Regions from separate parts of the Homo sapiens genome. Here region 2 is linked to region 1. A link is a loop called in an ENCODE intact Hi-C map of the cell type or tissue named here. Cell type or tissue: PC-3. All regions are shown on one strand. Links, peaks and the distances in the headings refer to the core of each region. The heading gives the core; the rest is flanking DNA.

Evidence for each region. Hi-C counts contacts between places; a loop is a spot of excess contacts. Peaks named below come from ENCODE experiments on the same cell type or tissue, not always from the same donor. Only the 100,000 strongest peaks of a DNase experiment are listed, where the experiment ranks them.
Region 2: it touches region 1 in a loop (3.0-fold over the local background); 9 of 110 quality-filtered maps call a loop at or near these places.

Annotation. Positions count from the first base shown.
Region 1 is chr3:4,880,299-4,890,391 of GRCh38, reverse strand. It overlaps LOC124906209 (a long non-coding RNA gene), which reads left to right and starts at 2,773. Exons shown (of 5, transcript XR_007095795.1): 1 at 2,773-3,241; 2 at 4,604-4,669. In PC-3, for the core only: a CTCF peak has its summit at 4,752; no DNase peak of the experiment used is centred there; H3K27ac peaks cover 1,049 bases.
Region 2 is chr3:4,946,128-4,956,220 of GRCh38, reverse strand. The region is part of intron 1 of BHLHE40-AS1 (BHLHE40 antisense RNA 1); the gene reads left to right. Among named protein-coding and RNA genes, the nearest start is that of BHLHE40, 28 kb to the left of the region's middle. RefSeq lists a silencer at 10,039-10,093. In PC-3, for the core only: no CTCF peak of the experiment used is centred there; a DNase peak (open chromatin) is centred at 5,060; H3K4me3 peaks cover 923 bases; H3K27ac peaks cover 1,940 bases.

The DNA.
Region 1 (10,093 bases), core at 3,785-6,284:
TGTCTATGAGACATATTGTAAACTCCATTCACAGGCATTTAATGCTTTTGCATTTAAGTGAGTGATGTACTCATATAGACATTGAAGTATAAGCAACCAATCAACTAGAATGTTTATTCTTCAGTGCTCCGAAGATTATTCTACTTGTGACTATAATTCTGTACTCAGTTTATAACATTCTTGCAGAGATGTCAGGATGTGTGTGTGCGTGTGTGTGTTTATTATGAATAATATGATTTCCTTGTGGCTGTGAATTTCATCCTCTCTGTGATTCCTGTGCCCTAACCATATTGCTAGGCAACACCAAGCAACACACATCCCACATTTTCCTAATTCCTTTTGATGTTTCACAAATGGACCTTTGCTTTTATCTGCAAGCAGAATAACACCAGTGGGTTTAGGATTTTGGCTTTTTAAATAATCAGGTGTCCGGTGAGATCAAAGCTAAGTGACCATAATTGTCAGAAACTGGCAGAAAAAAGGAAGAGCTGGCATGAAGCAAATGCACATATTTGTTTTAAGACTTTGGCTGATGATTCGTTAGTGAAGTCTAATGTGATTTCTACCATTCTGACTTTGTAGATGACATCAAGGACAGTGAGTAGGTTGGCTTCCTTCCAAGGACTTAAAGTCCTCCTAGGGCTTGGAGGGTAATTGCATATGAAATACTCTTTCTGATACTGGCAATGTTGCACACATATCATTTTCCAGATGAAAATCAGGTGCCCATCTCCTCTGTCAAAACAGAAACCAATATTTTCAGGTCAAGATCCAGAATCTGGCAGATGTAATGCACAGACATCACATCACAAGCTAAAGAGCATTTACAGTTGTCCTGCCTTCTATGTGTAGGGAAAGGTCAGAGAGAGGCCTCAGTGGGCATGGAGAATGCCAGAACTGGGCCTACAGTGGACAAGGGCTCAGCACTTCATCACCACAAAAAAAGATCATTTGGTTTTTCCCCATCCACTCAAGCCAAGCCACAGAGAACCACAGGAAGTAAGACTGACGAGTTTCCCCACTGCTAACTGACAGTATTTGAGAAGTTGTGCTGCCCAAGTTAGAAAGCCCCATGATGGCACTCTAAACTAACACTCAACCTGTGAAAGCAAATATGTTATAATACCTTACTTGCAGGCTTGGGGAAGAGAATATTTTTCCAGACGGGAGATGAAACGGAAATGGGGCCACTGGTAAGAAATGCACTTGTGGGAAAATATGATTGTATGAGTTATCTACGGCTGTGTGACAATCTCCTGCACCCCACCTCCCCCCAAAAAACCCTGTTATCAGTTTAAAACAATATTAAGCATTTACTACTTCACTCAGTTTCAATGGGCCAGAAATGGAGGAGTGATGCAGCTTGGTGGTTCTGTCTCAGGATCTCTTATGAGATTGCAGTCCAGATGTCAGCCCTGGCTGCAGTCAACTGAAGGCTTGCCTGGGACTGGAGGAGCCACTTTCAACAGGGTTTACTCACGTAACTGGCAAGTCAGTGCTGGTGATTGGCAGGAGGACTCAGTTGCTCACCATGTGGCCCCCGAGCATCCTCGTAACATGGCAGCTGGCTTCCCCAGAGCAGACAAGCCAAGAGAGAACAAGGCAGAAGCCACAATATCTTTGACAGCCTAGTGTTGGAAGCCACGCTCCATCATTCCCACAATATCCTATGGGTTCTACAGGTGAGCCCTACTCAGTGTGGGAGGAAACTACATAAAGGCATGAATACCAGGAAGGGAGAGTCGCCAAGGGCTCTTTTGAAGGCCAGCTGCAATAATGATGGAGACATTTCTGTGCATACGATACTGAGAAGCAATTCGTGTATTGGTTGGGTGATGGATGGCACTCTTGTCATGGGTCCCAATGCAAGCTGCAAGCCAGTGCCTGCATTGGAATCATCTGGGAGCACTTTTTAAAGCACTGGTTTCCCTGGACCCTTCCCTGGACATTCTGATTAAGTCAAGGATGATGCCCAGGTTTGGGAACTACTGGATTAGATGATCTCTAAGATCAAGTCCAACCTTAACAGTGTTCCTCAAACTTACCTGATCATAGGTATTACCCAGGGAATTTATTAAAAATACAGATTTTTTTAGGCCCCACTTCCAGCTTCATGAATCAGAACATCCAGGGATGGGTCTGAAAATCTGTGTATTTATTTATTTATTTACTTAAGAGACAGAGTCTTGCCAGGCTGGAGTACAGTGGCACCATCATACCTCACTGCAGCCTTGAATTCCTGGGCCCAGGCGATCCTCCCATCCTGTCTTCCTAAATAACTGGGATTACAGGCATGTGTCACCACACCTGGCTAATTTTTAAAATTTTGTTGTTGTTGAGATGGAATCTTGCTATGTTGCTCAAGCTGGTCTTGAATTCTTGGGCTCAAGTGATCCTCCCACTTTGGCCTCCCAAAGCACTGGGATTACAGGCATGAACCACTGTGCCCAGCCTGTGATTTTGTTTAATTTTTAAATTTTTTGACCAGGTCATACATTTAAAATGATGGGAAATTCCAAAAGGTATAAAAGAGTGTCATTATAAAGTCTCTATCCCAACTTTGTTCTCTCAGTATCCCAATTCACCTACCTGGAGGTGCTCAATGTTGTTGGTTTCTTGTGTATTCTTCCAGCAATATATGAATATATAAGATATATAAAGTAAATATATTTATTTTAAATGAGAGAGAGAGTGTGTTTGTGTGTGTATTTTTCTTTTTTTTTTTTTTTTAACTCAAGGCAAATCTAAAGGGTATGCAGTGAAAAACAAGTGTATTCCTGGTTCTGATCACCAGTTTTTTCCTTCAGATTCACTTTTACCAGTTTCCCGTGTGTCTCTTTAAGAGACAGGATGCTGTTAGTTTGTCAAGTGACTCAGGTGATTCTTATAATCTGGTGCTTGGGACACCCCAGTTCTGTAATGTAAGTTATAATAGAAGCTGAAACAGCTGGAAAACCTCACTTGGTTACACGAGTTGCATGAAATGCATTAGATTGTATCTGGATGTCTTAGTTACATTTGTTCGTGTAATCATTATTTACCAAATAATGATTATTTACCAGGCCAAGTCATTATTTGCCAGGCCAAGTCAACGATGAGCAATGGACCCAGCTCACGGGAGCTTGCAGTCTAACACAGGAAACAGCCACCTGCATCTGTAAAGGTGCGTGCAGGGCGCCGCAGAAGCTCCTTGGCATCAGAAGTGAGTGGAGGCTTCTGGAAGGAAGGGATTTCCACAGAGGTAAAAATGATGAGGAGGTGGGGCTCATTGGGCAAATGGAGAGGACGATATTCCTGGCAGAGAGAAAAGGACAAATACGAAGTTCCCAGGTTTTGATCTGGTACGCTGCTCTCAGGCAACCAAAAAGTAGAGCGTTTTGGTGTTTGTGCGCAGAAGAGGCTCAAGATAAAACGAGAGAGGTAAACTGAGGTCAAAATAAGATGGGGAAAAAACACGATGACTCTGAATGTCAGATATTAAGTTTGGGAATGATACGATCAGCACGGGGGAAGAATCGATGTGGGTGTAAAAAAAATGGACTAGAAGGGGGCTGGGCATGGTGGCTCATGCCTGTAGTTCCAGAACTCTGGAAGGCCAAGGTGGGAGGATCACTTGAGCTCAGGAGTTCAAAACCAGCCTGGGCAACATGGCAAGACCTCGTCTCTACTAAAAATACAAAAATTAGCCAGGCATTGTGGCGCACGCATGTAGTTCCAGCTACTCAGGAGGCGGGAGGATCGCTGGAGCCCTGGAGGCTGAGGCTGAAGTGACCAGTGTTTGCTGCACTGCACTCCAGGCTAGGCGACAGAGTGGGACCGTGTCTCAAAAAAAAAAAAATAAAAAAGACCAGAAAGGAGTGGTAACAACTTGGAGGTGGGAAGATAATTTAGGAAGTTGTTATCAAAATCCAAGAAAGAGACCAGAATGGGCTGCATTAGGTGGCCATTGTAGGGATGCACAAAACTGGAAACACTGACGTTATTAAAGAGGTAGATTCACCTGGACTTGGTGATTGATTGAAAAGGGCTGTAACTGGGACATTTCCAAATTTCCAGCATGGGCAACCACCTGTGTTTCAATAGGGAATACCTGTGGGAAAGTGCTTGGGGAGGAGGCACGAGGGAGGGTGAAGGGTAAGTCTAACATTCTGAGTTTGAGGAAGAGAGAATACGTGGGTAAATTAAAGTTTAGAGTCCAACAGAAAAATAAGAGCCTGTTTGTGACGGTCCATGGCAGGACAGGCATCTTCTAATTTCTCTTTAAACCTTATTTAGTTTGCATCTCTGCCCCCATCCCCACACTCTCTCGCCCACCATAAAGCAGGCTGGCACTGACAGTCCCTTCAACCTTCTCCACGGGTTGGAGTGGAAGGGGTGAACGAAGGTCCTGCCCTCCAAGCAGCTGCATTCACAAAATTCCGAAGCTGGCCAATAGTGTATTCCGTTCTGTAAAAAGATATGTTTTTTTTTTTCTGAGGCAGGGTCTCACTATATTGCCCAGGTTGCTCGAAAATAGTATTCCCAGGATGGTTATAAACAGTTTCATGTTTCCCAGAATCAAAACCCAGACTCTAAATTCACTTCCTTGATTGATTTATTCTAGGTACTGATGAGACCTCTTTAGTATGACACTGGCAACTGACGGCACTGCGGATATGTTTGGAATAAGGTAAGCCTGCAGCCACAGTTTTTATGCCTTTTGGAGTTTTGGCCAGAATGAACAGAGCTTAAGCAAATTAGATATTTGAAAATACCTTTGTTTTGTTCTGTGAGCAACCACCAGAGGCCTTTTAAATTGTGATGGTGACTAACAAAATAAGATCTTTGCTATTGTGCAGAGAAATCTGAAGAATTTTATCCATTCTTTCATTCTTGCTAAATGGTGCATTGTATGCTATCTGTGTGGTTTGGGTCTAGGACAGATTTCTCTCTGAACTTCACAGCATGGGTGGGAGAGAGTAATTTGGCCTTTCGTTTTCTCTGGCAGCCGGTGCCAGTCCATTTATATGGTATGTTCACAGGAGAGCTGACAAGTGTTGAGAGGTTTTATTTGATATGCGTTTTTTTTTTTTAAAGTAGAAAAAATTCCGTAAAAATAGGTGCTTGTTAGCTAGTTTTCCTAGTTAGTCTTCAGATCATAACCAAATGTTTCATTAAGGAGCTCCACCTCAAACAGACGAGCTACACTGAATTATCTGGGCTGTGTTTAATATTCACAGTGTAACCATTCATGGCAAGGGCAGTTTTTAATGATAGAAATGCAAACCCAACATTATTTTTCTGTGTAACTTGTAAAAGCCGTGCCTTCTAAAATGGAGCTGCTTATGCTAATTTGTTATAGTTAGTGAATTGCAGGCAGCTCTGTGAATTTACTTTTCTTGGCAGTTCTAGAATATCCTGCCATAACACATACTGAAAAACTGTTTGACGGGTTATGAAAATCTGGATGTACTAAAGGTACATCTTGTGCAAACCATAAAATAAATACATGATTACATTTTTAAAAATCTGTTATCAGGTTAAGGAAGTTGTCATTATAACAACCCAAGGAAAATTAAACAGTTTTGAATGGATGATACACTTTTTCCACTTGTACATACTGTAAATGCTTTTAGTATCCAACCCTCACACTATTTTGCTGGGCTTTATGAAAAGACTGCCTACTGGAGGTAAACTCTATTTCATATAGGTCATGTAGAACCTATCTTGGAAGTGGATAACACCTCATTGCAAAGGTTAATATTCTCAGTGAAGCATAAAAAATTGTCAGAATTATTTGACACAAAATATAATTTGAAATTTGTATTATTTTTAGTCAAGCCAGCAATGTTCTGTTACTTCAAGGATGTTGATTATGGGTCTGTCAATATTACTGTTGCCAGTGATGTGTGATTGCTTCATTCATGATAAATGAATTAAGTATGTAATTTGGTTCTATACTGTTTTAGCTGTATACCAAACCAACTCCTTTGAAACAGTCTCTAATCTCAAGGAGCTTGTAATTTTAATAGACGTTAAGATGTTAAGACAAAGGCAATTCATTTGTTCAACAAATATACTGCATACTGAGAATTTACTATGTACAAGACAATTCATTAGACTTCTTGGGGCATGGGGACTGTAACTACGGTGAATAGGAGAGATTTGGTTCCTATCCTTGAAGCTACCAGAAGACAAACATGAAAGAACAAATGATACAATTACTTAATAATTATGTGAAGTGTTCCAAAATACATCTACAGGGTGGGCTGAGGATGTATAATGAGTGAAGTGAAAGAGCAAACTTTTTAAAAGGGAACTCCTGAAGGTTAAATTGTGTTTGCGATTAACTGGAATAAAACCTTAATCGTGTCAAAGAAAAAAAGAGTTCTTGTTAAATACAAAGTAAAAGATCTCTAAAAGAAATATGGTGGTGTTTGGTGAGAATCTTATACAGTCAGGAAAATATCCTTGCATGCACTGAAGACATCTTACCACTTGAAGGAATGATTTTTCATCCTAGGATAAAAGTAGGATTTTATATTCCACTTTAAGAGGAAAAATAGATAAGAAATGCAGATGGCCAATTAACTTCTTTAGTAGAACTTCATGTACGTGATAAAGAATGAAACTTTAACAAAAAAAACTTTAACACGTTTATATGCTCATAAAAACTTCAAATTGATTAAAATTCTTCAGTGACAAGGTTAGGGTCCTTGATCAGTGAATGTTCTCACAGATTTCTAAGCAACATAGAAGGGTTATATTTGAAGTAGAAGTATAAAGAAGAATTATACAAAGAAAGCCAAAATTGAGTAAGAAGTGTCAAGAATATGATTAATTTTTGTAACCTACTCTTTCAATAATGAATTTCAACCAAACCTAATTAATCTTACATTTCTAGCACAACATATAATTTTAAAGAATGTGTCATTAAAGAGATACATAATCAGAAGTAAAGTAAATATCATCTAGGCTTAGATTAGGGAAAAATATTGGTTTTGATTTAATTTTTGAACAGGTAATATGCATATTATTGAAAATTTAAAAATTGTTTCACAACCCTGACCCCATCTACCTAGTTCCCAACCACCCTAGACACACACAGACAGCTGCACACCTGACGTTCTTTTCTTTTTTCTTTTTCTGTTCTTGAGGTAGGGTCTCACTCCATTGCCCAGGCTGGAGTGCAGCAGCACCATCACGGCTCACTGCAGCCTCAACCTCCCAGGCTCAAGTGATCCTTCCACCTCAGCCTACTGAGTAGTTGGAACTACAGGTGCACACCACCATGCCCAGCTAATTTTTATTTTAATTTTTTAAGGGATGGGGTGTTATTGTGTTGCCTAGGCTGGTCTCAAATTCCTGGGCTCAAACCATCCTCCCCCGGTTGGCCTCTCAAAGTGCTGGGATTATAGGTATGAGCCACCACACCTGGTCCTGATGTTATTATGTGTATATGTAAACATAGTTTGTTTAGCACATACCAACAAATCTTTTTTCCTAGGTAGTATTGGGTTGATACAAATCAGTGTAGTTTTTCTTGTCTCTTTTTACGCAAAAGGTAGCATACTGCAGACACTGTTGTGCCGTTGCTTCCCCACCACCCACTTAATTTTATTTATTTCTTGGAGATCTTTCTAAGTCAGTACATGGACCCTTTCCCTTTCTCCTTATTTATAGCTGTATAGTATTCCACTATATGGAGCTACCATAATTTATTTAACTAGTCTCCAGTTGACGAATATTTGTGTTGTTTCCAACAAACATTTCTGTAGTGAATAATCTTATGTAGGGTCATTTCACAAATATATCCGTGGAGGTAGAATTGCTAGCCAAAGGAATAATTAGTAATTTTGTAGATACTGCCAAAATGCCCTACACATAAAGTTTATAGTAACTTAATGCATTTAACAGTAATACATAACAATATTTTCCACTTGGTGTCATCAAACTTTTTTTGTGTGTGTGAACAAATGAAGAAAAATGGTATCTAATTTTTCCCATTGTTTTCCTCTTGTATGATTTTCTTTTGGGCTGTTTGTGTTTTTCTTCTCAACTTAAGCTCCTCTGTAGTAGGAAGATAAGACCTTTATTAGTATGAATTACAAATATTTTTATCTCATCTTATATAAAATGTAAAATTTTATTTTTAAAAATAAAATGTAAAATAAATTTTATTTTTAAAAATAAAATGTAAAATAAATTTTATTTTTATGTACCTGAATTTACCAGTATTTTCTCTTACGGCTTTTGGATTTGACTCATAGTTGAAAAGGTCTACCATATTCAAGGTCATTAAGAAAGTATCCTGTTTTTCTCCTAGATCTTGGGTAGCTTTTGGTGTTGACCTTTACATTTTTTATTCATTTGAAATTTGGCCTGGTGTAAGACAGGCTTTCCCCTAGAATGCTGCCCAGGTAGCTCAGTATCAAATATTGAACTATCCCTATTTTCATTCCACTCTGATTTATAATGCAATTTTTATCCCACATATATTTGGATCTATTTCTGAACTTTTTTTTTTTAACATACATATTTTTACACGTTCCAACTCTTAGAAATGTTCCATGCTGTTTCTGTTTTTAGGCTTTTAGGTACCTGCCGTGCTTAATTTTTTATTTTAAACATGGTTTTTCCTGTTAACAAAGTTTGCATTGGTTGCTTCCTTAAGCAACACCTTCAGAAATTTAAATGCGTTTGAAATGATGTGAAAATATTATTCATATCAGAGCTAATTCTGCAAAAGCTGAAATCTTGTGGAAAAAAAAAATCTATTTCAAGCGAAATCCCCTAAATCCCAGGGAACCTCCATATACTCAGACCAGAAATATTTTTTGATTCTACATAATGTATTTTAAAGGGATAAATGGATCAACTGGGCAGAGAGTTGGAAGAAAGTGTTTTAGCTCTGCTTCTGAATTCCCCAGTGTGATCGCTGGGAAACTTCACCATAAGTTGCATTCATTGTAGGGCAGTTTTGTCGCTTAAAAAAATATTTTTAATTGGAAACAGCAAGCTGGTTATATAATTGTAATTGCAGGATTATAATGAAAATATCAGGCCTGCAGGTTTTACATAATTACATGCAAAGTCATGTGCAAGAGTGGAAAAAGGGAAGAGCAGAGATATGTCTAATTATTTACTCTCTGTGGGGTGTACACAGATTATTTCTGGTGCAATTTAATCTGGAAGATTATATAGCTGAGAATAAGATATCAAATAGATATCCTTGAGACACCAGAATCTCATGAGTCAGTTGCAAACATCAGGCACGCAGCCTGCACTTGATGCTGGATAACTTGCTGATGTTGTATTCCTGACTTTCCTTAAGCAAGGTCTGTTCGAAAAGCTTGAAATTAGTATTCATTTAAACAGAGAAGCACTGGAACCAGCTGGCATTCTGTAAATGAAATCAATGGAACGGGAACGTTGAATAGTTTTTTCTTAATTATTTTGCTAGGTCGTCACTACAAATGGCCAAATCCTAAATCAGCTCTTTCACTCTTCTAGTGTTGACAAGGAAGTCGTCAACACTAGCATTTTACAGTGTTTAATGAATTATTTTCCAAACATACATTAAGTTTACTGTAAACAAGGGTATTTATAAGAATACCATGACTATCTGACATTTAGGTAAGAATTATGTCGTACTCTAGGAAAAAGAGAAAGCAATTTCAGTACTATCAGAACCTGGAGCAGAACTTAGTCTTGGGTGGAGCTGACATATGAAATTGAAATTAAAAAAGAAATCAAAGTAACTCTCCAAGTTTTGGACAGGGTATTTTTATTCTTCAGAATATCGATCCTGAAATTAGAGTGAATACATCAAAAGTGTGTGTTTAATTTCTTCAGTGGAAACATGAACTCATCCCTTGGGGAAAAATATCACTAATTGTACATTGAATAGTTTTTGCCCATAAATAGCAACACGTATAAATGCAAATACATGAAGTCAAAATTAATTTTAAATACTTCCTCAGTAAATGTAGAGGTTTTTATTAATAATCTAAAAGAAGGAAAAAAAGCATTACTGAGAAAATCTCCATTTTTTTTTAAAGTTTATGAAATGTGAGCATTGAGTTACTTTCTTGTATGACATGATTGACCCATA
Region 2 (10,093 bases), core at 3,865-6,364, 66 kb before region 1:
CTGGAAAATAATGTGTTCTTTTAAGTACTTAGACCAAGTTTATTCAGTCATTATCGGCACTGTTAGTTTTCTTTTCTTTCTCTCTCTCTCTTTTCTTTTCTTTTTTTTTTGAGACAGAGTCTCACTCTGTTGCCCAGGCTGGAGTGCAGTGGTGCGATCACGGCTCACTGCAACCTCTGCCTCCTGGGTTTAAGTGATTCTTGTGCCTCAGCCTCCAGAGTAGCTCAGATTACAGGTGCATGCTACCACGCCCAGCTAATTTTTGTATTTTTAGTAGAGACAGGGTTTCACCATGTCGGCCATGCTGGTCTCAAACTCCTGACCTCAAGTGATTGGCCCACCTCGGCCTCCCAAAGTGCTGGGATTACAGGTGTGAACCACTGCACCCAGCCACTATTAGTTTTCTTGAGCAGCGCTCCTTTCTTACTTAAAGCCTTAGTTTGCTCAGCTGTAAAATGGGGCAACAATGGTATCTACCTCCTAGCATCATTGTATCAGATTAAATTATTTGGTTAAATTATTTATTACAGTGCATAGCATATGGTGATGGCTTAATTAAGGTTAGTTAATAATATTTGTTTTTATTGGTAGAATGCCAGTAATTGCTTAGCATACCTGAGTATATAGTCACATAGATGTAATTTGGCTACCAGTAGCACAACCAGAATTTTCTCTGTAGAATGTGCTGAAGGTGAACTAAGGTTCTAAGACTGAATGGTTCTTGTTGAGTGTTCTTTGGCACTAGCAGCAAAGAAACGACTCAGGAGTCCTGAACTTTTTATCCAGAAAAAGGCAAAAATTGACCTTCCCTAACATGAAGTTGCTCAGAATAACCAATATCTTTTTTTTAACAAACAAAGAAAATTTAAATTTTAGCTTTTACCGTAAAAAGGAATGAATGGATGGGATTGGAGAGTATTATTCTAGGTGAAGTAACTCAGGAATGGAAAAGCAAATATTGTATGTTCTCACTCATAAGTGGGAGCTAAGCTATGAGGATGCAAAGGCATAAGAATGACACAATGGACTTTGAGGACTCTGGGGGAAAAGCTGGGAAGAGGGTGAGGGATAAAAGACTATAAATTGGGTTCAATGTATACTGCTCAGGTGAGGGGTGCACCAAAATCTCACAGATCACCACTAAAGAACTTACTCATGTAACCAAATACCACTTGTTCCCCAAAAACCTATGGAAAGAAAAAATTTTTAAACAAACAAACAAACCAGCTATGCCCTGACCACCTTGGGCACATGTCCTCTGGAGATGTTCAGAACTTTGTGGATTTGTCTACATGGTGTTAAAACTTTTGAACAATTCAAACAACTGGCCAGTACTTTTTTTTTTTTTAAGCTATTTAATAGATAAGCCTGGTTGGTTAAGACTTATGAACTCATGGCCAGCTGTGCACATGAACTTTGCCTGGAGGTATCTTTCAGTACAGTTTAGAATAATAAGGATTTGTGATAAGAGTACCAAAGAAAAATAGACAAGTTGTATTTAATAAAGCTCCATGTCATTTAATAAAGCTCCATGTCACAATGGCTTCGCAAATATAGTGTGAACTCCTGGTGAATGGATACTTAAAAAAATTATCCAGAACCACTCAGATTACAAAATGTAACTCTTGATTACTACAGGAGATTGTATATTCATTCAGTCATTCATTCAACAAAGACTGAAGTGCCGTATTGGTTAGCTCCAGGTGCCATAGCAAAATGCCATAGACAGCATGGCTTAAACAAAAGGAATTTATTTTCTCACTGGAGGCTGGAAGTCGAGATCAGGGCACCAGCATGGTCGGGTTCTGGTGTGGGTTGTCTTCCTGGCTTGCAGTCAGCTGCCTTCTCCTTGTGTCCTCACAAGCAGAAGAGCACTCTGGTGTCTCTTCTTATAAAGACACTAATGCCATCATGAGGGTCCCTCCCTCCCGACTTCCCCTAAACCTAATCACCTCCCAAACGTCCCATCTCCAAACACCATCACATCAGGTGTTGGGCCTTCAACATTAGAATTTGTGGGAGGACACAATTTAATCCATAGCAAATGCCTTCCTGCACTTGGCATTGTGAACCGGAGAAATAAATCCAATCTCTATGCTTCTAGAGGGGAGAAACAGACAACACATGAATAAACAAATAAATAAAATCAATTAATTTCTGAACATGATGGCTGTCATGAGGGAAATAAACGAGGTAGTGAGATAGAAAATAATGGGGCAGGAGGTGAGGAGGCCACAAGGCCCTTCTGATGATGGAACATTTAGGCTGAGACCCAAGGAATGATAAGGAGCGAGCCAGAAAAGCCAGGACAGGGGCATTCTGGGAGGAAGGACAGCAAGGACAAAGGTGCTGAGGTGGGAGGGGGCTTGGCATGTTCTCAGACCAGATACAAGGCCAGTGTGATTTGAGGGTCTTGATTGTACGGCAAGGGACACAGACAAGATTGTACTGGTAGCTAAGGGCTGGATTATCTGCAGTTTTGTTAATAGTTAGTAATACCTGGGTGTTTTTGGTACATTGGCACTTGTTATAAGTTAAACTCAATTGCCTTCAATACTCTACAATGTGTGTTGATCATCTCACTTCCTCAACTCACTGTACCTATAGGAATATCCTTTGAAACCAAGACACCTAACCACGTATGGTCATTCAGGAAGACTCAAGAGGGGGCAGATACCATCCCCAGCATGGGAGAAGTTAAGCCAAGTTGATTCATTACCTGGAGCAGGTTTTCATTATTGTATTAATGATGAATTCTTAGACCATCTGACACCACAGTGAAATCAGCTGGGGATGACCAGCCATACACAATGGTGTGGCCAATTCAAAACACCCTTTTGGACTGGAGACTTGACCCTCAAGAGAGAGGATGCAGTGTGACTCACTAGAACTAAGGCAGTAAATTAGCCCACTTGGTGGTGAAAACCCATGCTGTTTAAGCCAACCCAAACCCAACAGGCATTTTCCCCATCCTTATCCAGTACAAAAGAGCTTTTGTCCTGGCAGAACTCGAGGAGGCCTCTGTATACAGACCTGATGTTATGCCAACAACATCTTGGAAAGGTATAAAATATCTGCTTCGTGAAGCTTTTGGTAAGATTAATAGTTTCTCCCAATATCACTGAGTGTTTAGGAGTAGAATCCAAGGTTCTCCTCACCCAGAAAGGATCTTTAAGTCGTCTCCTCTGCTTTCGTGTGTCACAGTGAAATGGTTCCAAAAAAGCATGCAAACATAAACACAGAAACGGCGTGGAAACTTGGCAGCCTTTGATCTCTAGTGTCTGCAGTTTGGAGGGTAAGGTTTACCCTCCAACCTGCATTCGTCTATGAGGATGCATGGATCCTTATAGATTCAACCACTTGATTATAGAAATTATTAAATGTATTACAAACATCTTATGCGCTGGTCGAAATGTTTTGTCATCAAGGGAAAATAGGTATTGTTACTTAAAATGGTCTGGTCTAATGAAATGCAAATACCAAAAGAGATGGAATATTGAAAATGTTTAAGAGGCAAGATAAATTGATAATTTAATGGGATAGTGCAGGCATAGTCTCCATTTACACCAGCATGTCAGATGAGGTCCTGAGAAACACAGAAAGATGTTTTTTCAGATTTCTGGATCTGGAGTGTTAAATTTCTGATGGCAATTCTCAGGAAACCAAATCATTGGCCTGGAAGTTTAAAGATATTTGGTAAACACGGTAGCCATTTTAATTCTGGAAATATGCCCTTTTGGCTTTTTAATTATTTAACTGGACTATGATATACAAAAATGGTATTTTAATATCAGTTGCTTATAATAGTTTAATTAGATTAATGACCAAACAAGTGAAGCTTTGCTCATTATCTAATATTTCAGCATGCTTTCTGAATGGGCATGGTTATCATGCCAACGTAGTATTTAAAAACCATATATTTCACTACATTTATTTAGATTGAATTTACCCTGAAGTATTTTCACTTAAGAGGAAGTGGGGTGGCCGGGCACTGTGGCTCACGCCTATAATCCCAGTACTTTGGGAGGCTGAGTTGGGCGGATCACCTGAGGTCACGAGTTTGAGACCATCCTGGCCAACATGGTGAAACCCCATCTCTACTAAAAACACAAAAATTAGCCGGGTGTGGTGGCGGGCGCCTGTAATCCCAGCTACTGGGGAGGTTGAGGCAGGAGAATCGCTTGAATCCGGGAGGCAGAGCTTGCAGTGAGCCGAGATTGCGCCACTGCTCTCCAGCCTGGGCGACAGAGCATGACTCCATCTCAAAAGAAAAAAAAAGGAGCGGAGTGCCTAAGAGCTAAAAAGACACTGAACTCATGAGTATATTAAGTGCCGCTGAGTATCTGTCACTAGTATAGGGGTGTCCAAGGAAGAGAATACAGTCATGGGTTCTTAGTTTCTCTTTCTGGTTGGGCCAGTAAAGCCCCTTCCTCATCCCTCTTTTCCACTTATCACTAGAGACAGAAACTAAAAACCACGGCTTCAGAATGCCAAAACCTAAAACAAACAAAACAGAACAACAACAACAAAATAAGGCAGGCTGGACAAGCTTGCAACCCTTCAAGATGATTGTTTTCACGGATTTAAAGAAATGGGATAGCACTTTGGGGGGCTGAAGCAGGCAGATCACCTGAGGTCAGGGGTTCGAGACCAGCCTGGCAAACATGGTGAAATCCCGTCTCCACTAAAAATACAAAAATTAGCCAGGCGGGTGGCAAACACCTGTAATCCCAGCTACTCGGGAGGCTGAGGCAGGAGAATTGCTTGAGCCCAGGAGGTGGAGGTTGCAGTAAGCCGAGATTGTGCCACTGTACTCCAGCCTGGGGAACAGAGTGAGACTCCATCTCAAAAAAAAAAAAAAAAAAGAAAAGAAAAGAAACCGGAAGAAATAAAATGGATGACGGAAAGAAAGAGAGTTTGCAGAGTGTACACGCTTTCTTGAACAGTTTTTTCTCGGGCTTTTTGCCCCACCCAGCTTTACTCATTAGCTCTAAGATCAAACAGGACTTTACGTTGGGAGGGACATTAATAAGGAGACTGTACAAATGGAAAAACCCAAAGATCTAAGCAGAACATCCGGTTCAGAGGAGAGACTGCACGGAGAGGGCAGTTATCGTCATAGTGCAAAGGAACACAATTAAAAAAGAGAGAGATGTCAGGGACCTCTCTGATTCATATTTGTTTATTCTGTGATGCTTTTCATGGCTCCTCTTCTATTTATTTTTTCATTATTCATTCACTCATTCATTCAACTTACTGAGTGCCAGTCATTATCCTAGTCATTAGGGAATTCTTTATTGACGTTCTCTTAATCTCTGTTGTTTTCAAGAATGAAGGGGGCCAGGCTCAGTGGCTCACACCTGTAATCCCAGCACTTTGGGAGGCTAAAGTAGGCAGATCACTTGAGGCCAGGAGTTCAAGACCAGCCTGACCAACATGGTGAAACTCCGTCTCTACTAAAAATACAAAAATTAGCCAAACATGGTGGCACCTGCCTATAATCCCAGCTACTGGGGAGGCTGAAGCATGAGAGTTGCTTCAACCCAGGAGGTGGAGGCTGCTGCAGCGAGCCGAGATTGCACCACTGCACTCCAGCCTAGGTGACAGAGCAAGACTCCAACTCAAAAAAAAAAGGAGAAGAAAGAAAGGAAATTGAGCAACTGGCAACTTCTTCTGGTGTGTAGAACAGACTCATTCCATTTGGATTTCCTTTTCCTGAACCAGTCTGAAGGGGCTGCCTGATCCTGCTCCATGCACCAACTGGGTTCCCGTGTCCTTGGCCAGAACTCCATAGAAGGCTCTGCCTTGGGGCCAGGGCCAGGAAAGGCCTCCACAACTCACAACTCTAAAATTGAGCCAGAATCATGACAAAATAGGGGAAAAGAAGATTCAGAAATGTTTGTCGTCATCTTCAAAATGATTACCCCTTCCTTGTTTGTAGAGTACTGATTTAAAAACAAACAACAACAACAAACAGAAACAAAATGATTACCCCTGGTCTGGGCCTGGGATGAAGCAAGGTGACCAGGGTGCAGCATGTAAGGAGACCCTCAGTCTCAGGGTTGTGCTAGTGTTTTCGTGCAAGTAGGTACTTTCTTAGATCTTGCGCCCTAGCTGTCTCCTTTACCTTATTCTAGTCTTGACCCTGCAATTAATTCTTTTCTTTACTCCCTCCACTGCTACCCTGAAGTGTCCACTGTCAGACACATTTGGAAAATATTGCTTACCATGTACAGTATATTCTTCAAACTACTTACAGCTTCTGGTTTATACACAGTGCACGCCTGTCTATTAAAGGCTCTGAGATCTCCTGCAGTAAGGAAATCCTATCTAACCCTGCATTTCCCAAATGTACTGGACTGTGGAAGTTTTTCTTCTTTTTAAAGAAATACTTATTAACATCTCATGGGACATCCAGGGACGCTGGTTAAGAAATACTTTGAATGGTTGTGTATGGAATGTACTCATTAGTTTGAAAAGTTTTCCTTGCTCAATAATAGCTATTTTCTATTCTGGATTTAGATTTCTTTGCAAGTTTCATTAAGCTCTTCAGCATCTGAGAAAGGATTAGAATGTTTATTCACACTCTCCAAATTCCAGTTTATCAGTTCATTGATTCATCAACGTTGATTAAGCACTTACTATGTGCTGAGAATACAAAGGTGAGTGAAATGGAGTTCCTTACCCCTAAGGGGCTAAGGAGGAGCAGAGACTTGCACAACTTAAGTCCAAATGCAATTTGATAATTGCTGTAAAAGCACAACACAAACAGGGAAAGCAGCTCAAAAAAAAAAATCCTTCGATGTTTTTTGTTTTGTTTTATTTTTGAGTCAGTCTGGCTCTGTAGCCCAGGCTGGAGTGTGGTGTTGCGATCTTGGCTCACTATAACCTCTGCCCCCTGGGCTCAAGCAATTCTCCCCACCTCAGCCTCCTGAGTAGCTGGGACTACAGGCATGTGCCACCACACCCAGTGTTTTTTTATTTTTTTGAAGAAACAGGGTCTCACTATGTTGCGCAACTGGTCTCAAACTCCTGAGCTCAAGCAATCTGCCCACCTTGGCCTCCCAGAGAACTGGAATTGTAGGCATGAGCCTCTGCCCCTGGCCTATCCTTTGATTGTTGTACCTCCAGACCAAATTAACTGCTCCTTAGGGAAAAGAGCTATTTGTGATATTTTTCAGTCTTTCCTATCACACCTAGTAGGGACTATGCACATAATAGAGGCTCAATAAATATTCATCAAATAAATATTTGAAGAAGAAAGCTTGCAACTTAACTGACGTACATTTGGTTATAATATCTATTAAAGATCATTCACAAAAACACTTTAAAAAAACATAAACAGAAGGTTGTACTGACCCCTCTAAGTTTCAGTTTCTCCATCTGTTAAACAACAACAAAAAAATAGTCCTAATTTCATGGGGTTCTGCGAGGATTAAATGAGAATGTATGTAAAGCGGCTATTATGTTCCTCAGCATGTTAATGGGTGGCCAATAAAAAACAGTGATTATGACTACAATGCACCGTGCTTTTCATCCACAATGACACACTCTGATATGATGAAAAGGTCACTTGGAGTTTTATTTGGCTCCATGAAACACTCTCTCGCTTGACAAGAATGTAGTGAACACATGCTGGCCAAGAGCCCTAGTTAAGACTACACACCACATACATACACACACACACACACACACACACACACACACAAACAGCACATCACAGCACACCACAGTGCACACACACACACACACACACACTCCTCCAACCTTCCCTTTCTTTCCATTAAAAGGCATCAGCAGGAGGCCAGGCTAAGTGGCTCATGCCTGTAACCCAGCACTTTGGGAGGCCAAGGCAGGAGAATCACTTGAGCCCAGGAGTTTGAGACAAGCCTGGGCAACATAGGGAGACCGCATCTCTACCAAAACAAAAAACAAAAAAGTAGTGGGCATGGTCGTGCACCTCTGTGGTCCCAACTATTCAGGAGGTTGAGGTGGGAGAATTGCTTGAGCCCAGGATGCGGAAGCTGCAGTGAGCCATGGTGGCACCACTGTACTCCAGCCTGGGTGACAGAGTGAGATCCTATCTCAAAAGAAAAAGGCATCAGTAGGAATTCCCCAAATGGTCTGATTTCCCCAACTCTCCAGTGTGAACTTGCTGAAATATAGGTTGACTCCTTCCTTGGAAGGCACTGTTTTGAGATCCAAGCAGGCTTGATAATGAGGAGGGAGAACCCATGAGTGCCCGTCAGCAAGACTCAGCATGACCTTAGGACTGGTCAGCTTTCCCGCCTCCACGAGGCTGGGAAGGGTTCTCTTGGTACCCAGCACTGATTCCTGCTTCATAGTGTAATTAGCTCAGTTGCCTTATCCTTTTCCCTCATCTAAATGCTCCCTGAGAGATGACTTTGAGCCACATTTACCTTGATATTCCTCTCTGCCCCTGCAGTGTTTTCCAAACCCAAACAGGCCTTCAAATTACCTGGGTGGCTTGTTAAACATACAGATTCTCTTGTCAAAACTTCTGGGAATGGGACCCAGAGAGCTGTGTTTGGAAGGCTTCTGGGGGATTTTAGGTGGCCAATGTGATGTTTGGGAAGCACCGGGCCACAGCACTTTGCTCAAGGTTTTGCTCACAGTTGGCCTACCATGTCTATGGAAAGAATGACCAATGAGAGGGTAGGACTTTGAGCAAACAAGGAGACATTTGGTGGAGGGGCGCATACACTTGCATATGTGCCATGTGGTCTACAGAATAGAATTCGGTCTGTGGCATAAGATGTTGCCTGTAGTTCAGAAACAGAGGCCCCAGGAGCCGGAAGATCACCTTCAGGGACCCTGAAGCAAAGCCAACTGCTTCTCATTCTGCCTCCACATCACCCTGTGGAAGGGCACAGCTGTTAATCATAATAATCTGGATTCTCGGAGGAGCTCCAGATTGATATCACGCTAGCCAAAGGATCCCAGGGGAAAGTAGCAGCATTCAGAAATAAATAAATAAATAAATAAATAAATAAATAAATAAATAAATAAAAGTCTCCTGGCACCCATAAATAAGATATCAGGATAGGAGCCTGATTGGCCCAGCTAAGGTCCCACACCCTTCCCTGAGCTAATCACTGTGACTAGGGTGCTGGGGTACATTGTTGGCCAGGCCTGGATTACTTGCCCATCCTTTGGCCCGGGGACAGGGTCGCATGATTGGCAACCACAAGAGAAGCACATGACTGAGGAGAGGCAGTTCCCTGAAGGTGTGGTTGCTACTGCCAGAGGAATGTATCTACTCCAGACTATGACCTTGACTTGCCCAAACAACTGAAGACACCAGCTAGCCCCAAAGGGAGATGTCCTATCCCCCAGGCAAAGCTTCTTAAGGATCCCCATTGAAGGAGCCTTCTTGAAGTAACTTCAAAGATAGTGAGTTTTTATTTCCTGAAGGTAAAAGCTCAAAGCAGACATATTCAGACCTAACATTTTTTGGAAGTCTCTTATTTCTAATTAAAAATAATGTTCTGGCCGGACGCAGTGGCTCATGTCTGTAATCCCAGAACTTTAGGAGGCCAAGGCTGGAGGTTCGCTTGAGTCCAGGGGTTCAAGACCAGCCTACGCAACATAGGGAGATCCTGTCTCTATAACTTTTTTTTTTTTTTTAATTAGCCAAGAATGGTGATGCACACTTGTGGTCCCAAGCTACTCAGGAGGCTGAGGTGGGACGACTGGCTGGGCACCACTGCACTCCAGTCTGGGAAACAGAGCAAGACCCTATCTAAAAAAAAAAAAAAGAAAAAAATCCCAAATTTTTATTATGAAAAATTTCAAACCTACAGAAAAGTTGAAAACATAGTACCAACACTACCAACATTATCCTTAAGTTTCAACAATTGTTAACATTTTACTACATTCACTTTATTTCTTTCTCTCTTCACACACATATATAAAGAGAAAGGGACACAAACAAAAACACGTGTATATTTACTTTTTTTTCTAAACCAATTAAGTGTTAGTTGTGGGTAGGCTGGGCGCGGTGGCTCAGGCCTGTAATCACAGCTCTTGGGGAGGCCGAGGCGGGTGGATCATGAGGTCAGGAGATCGAGAC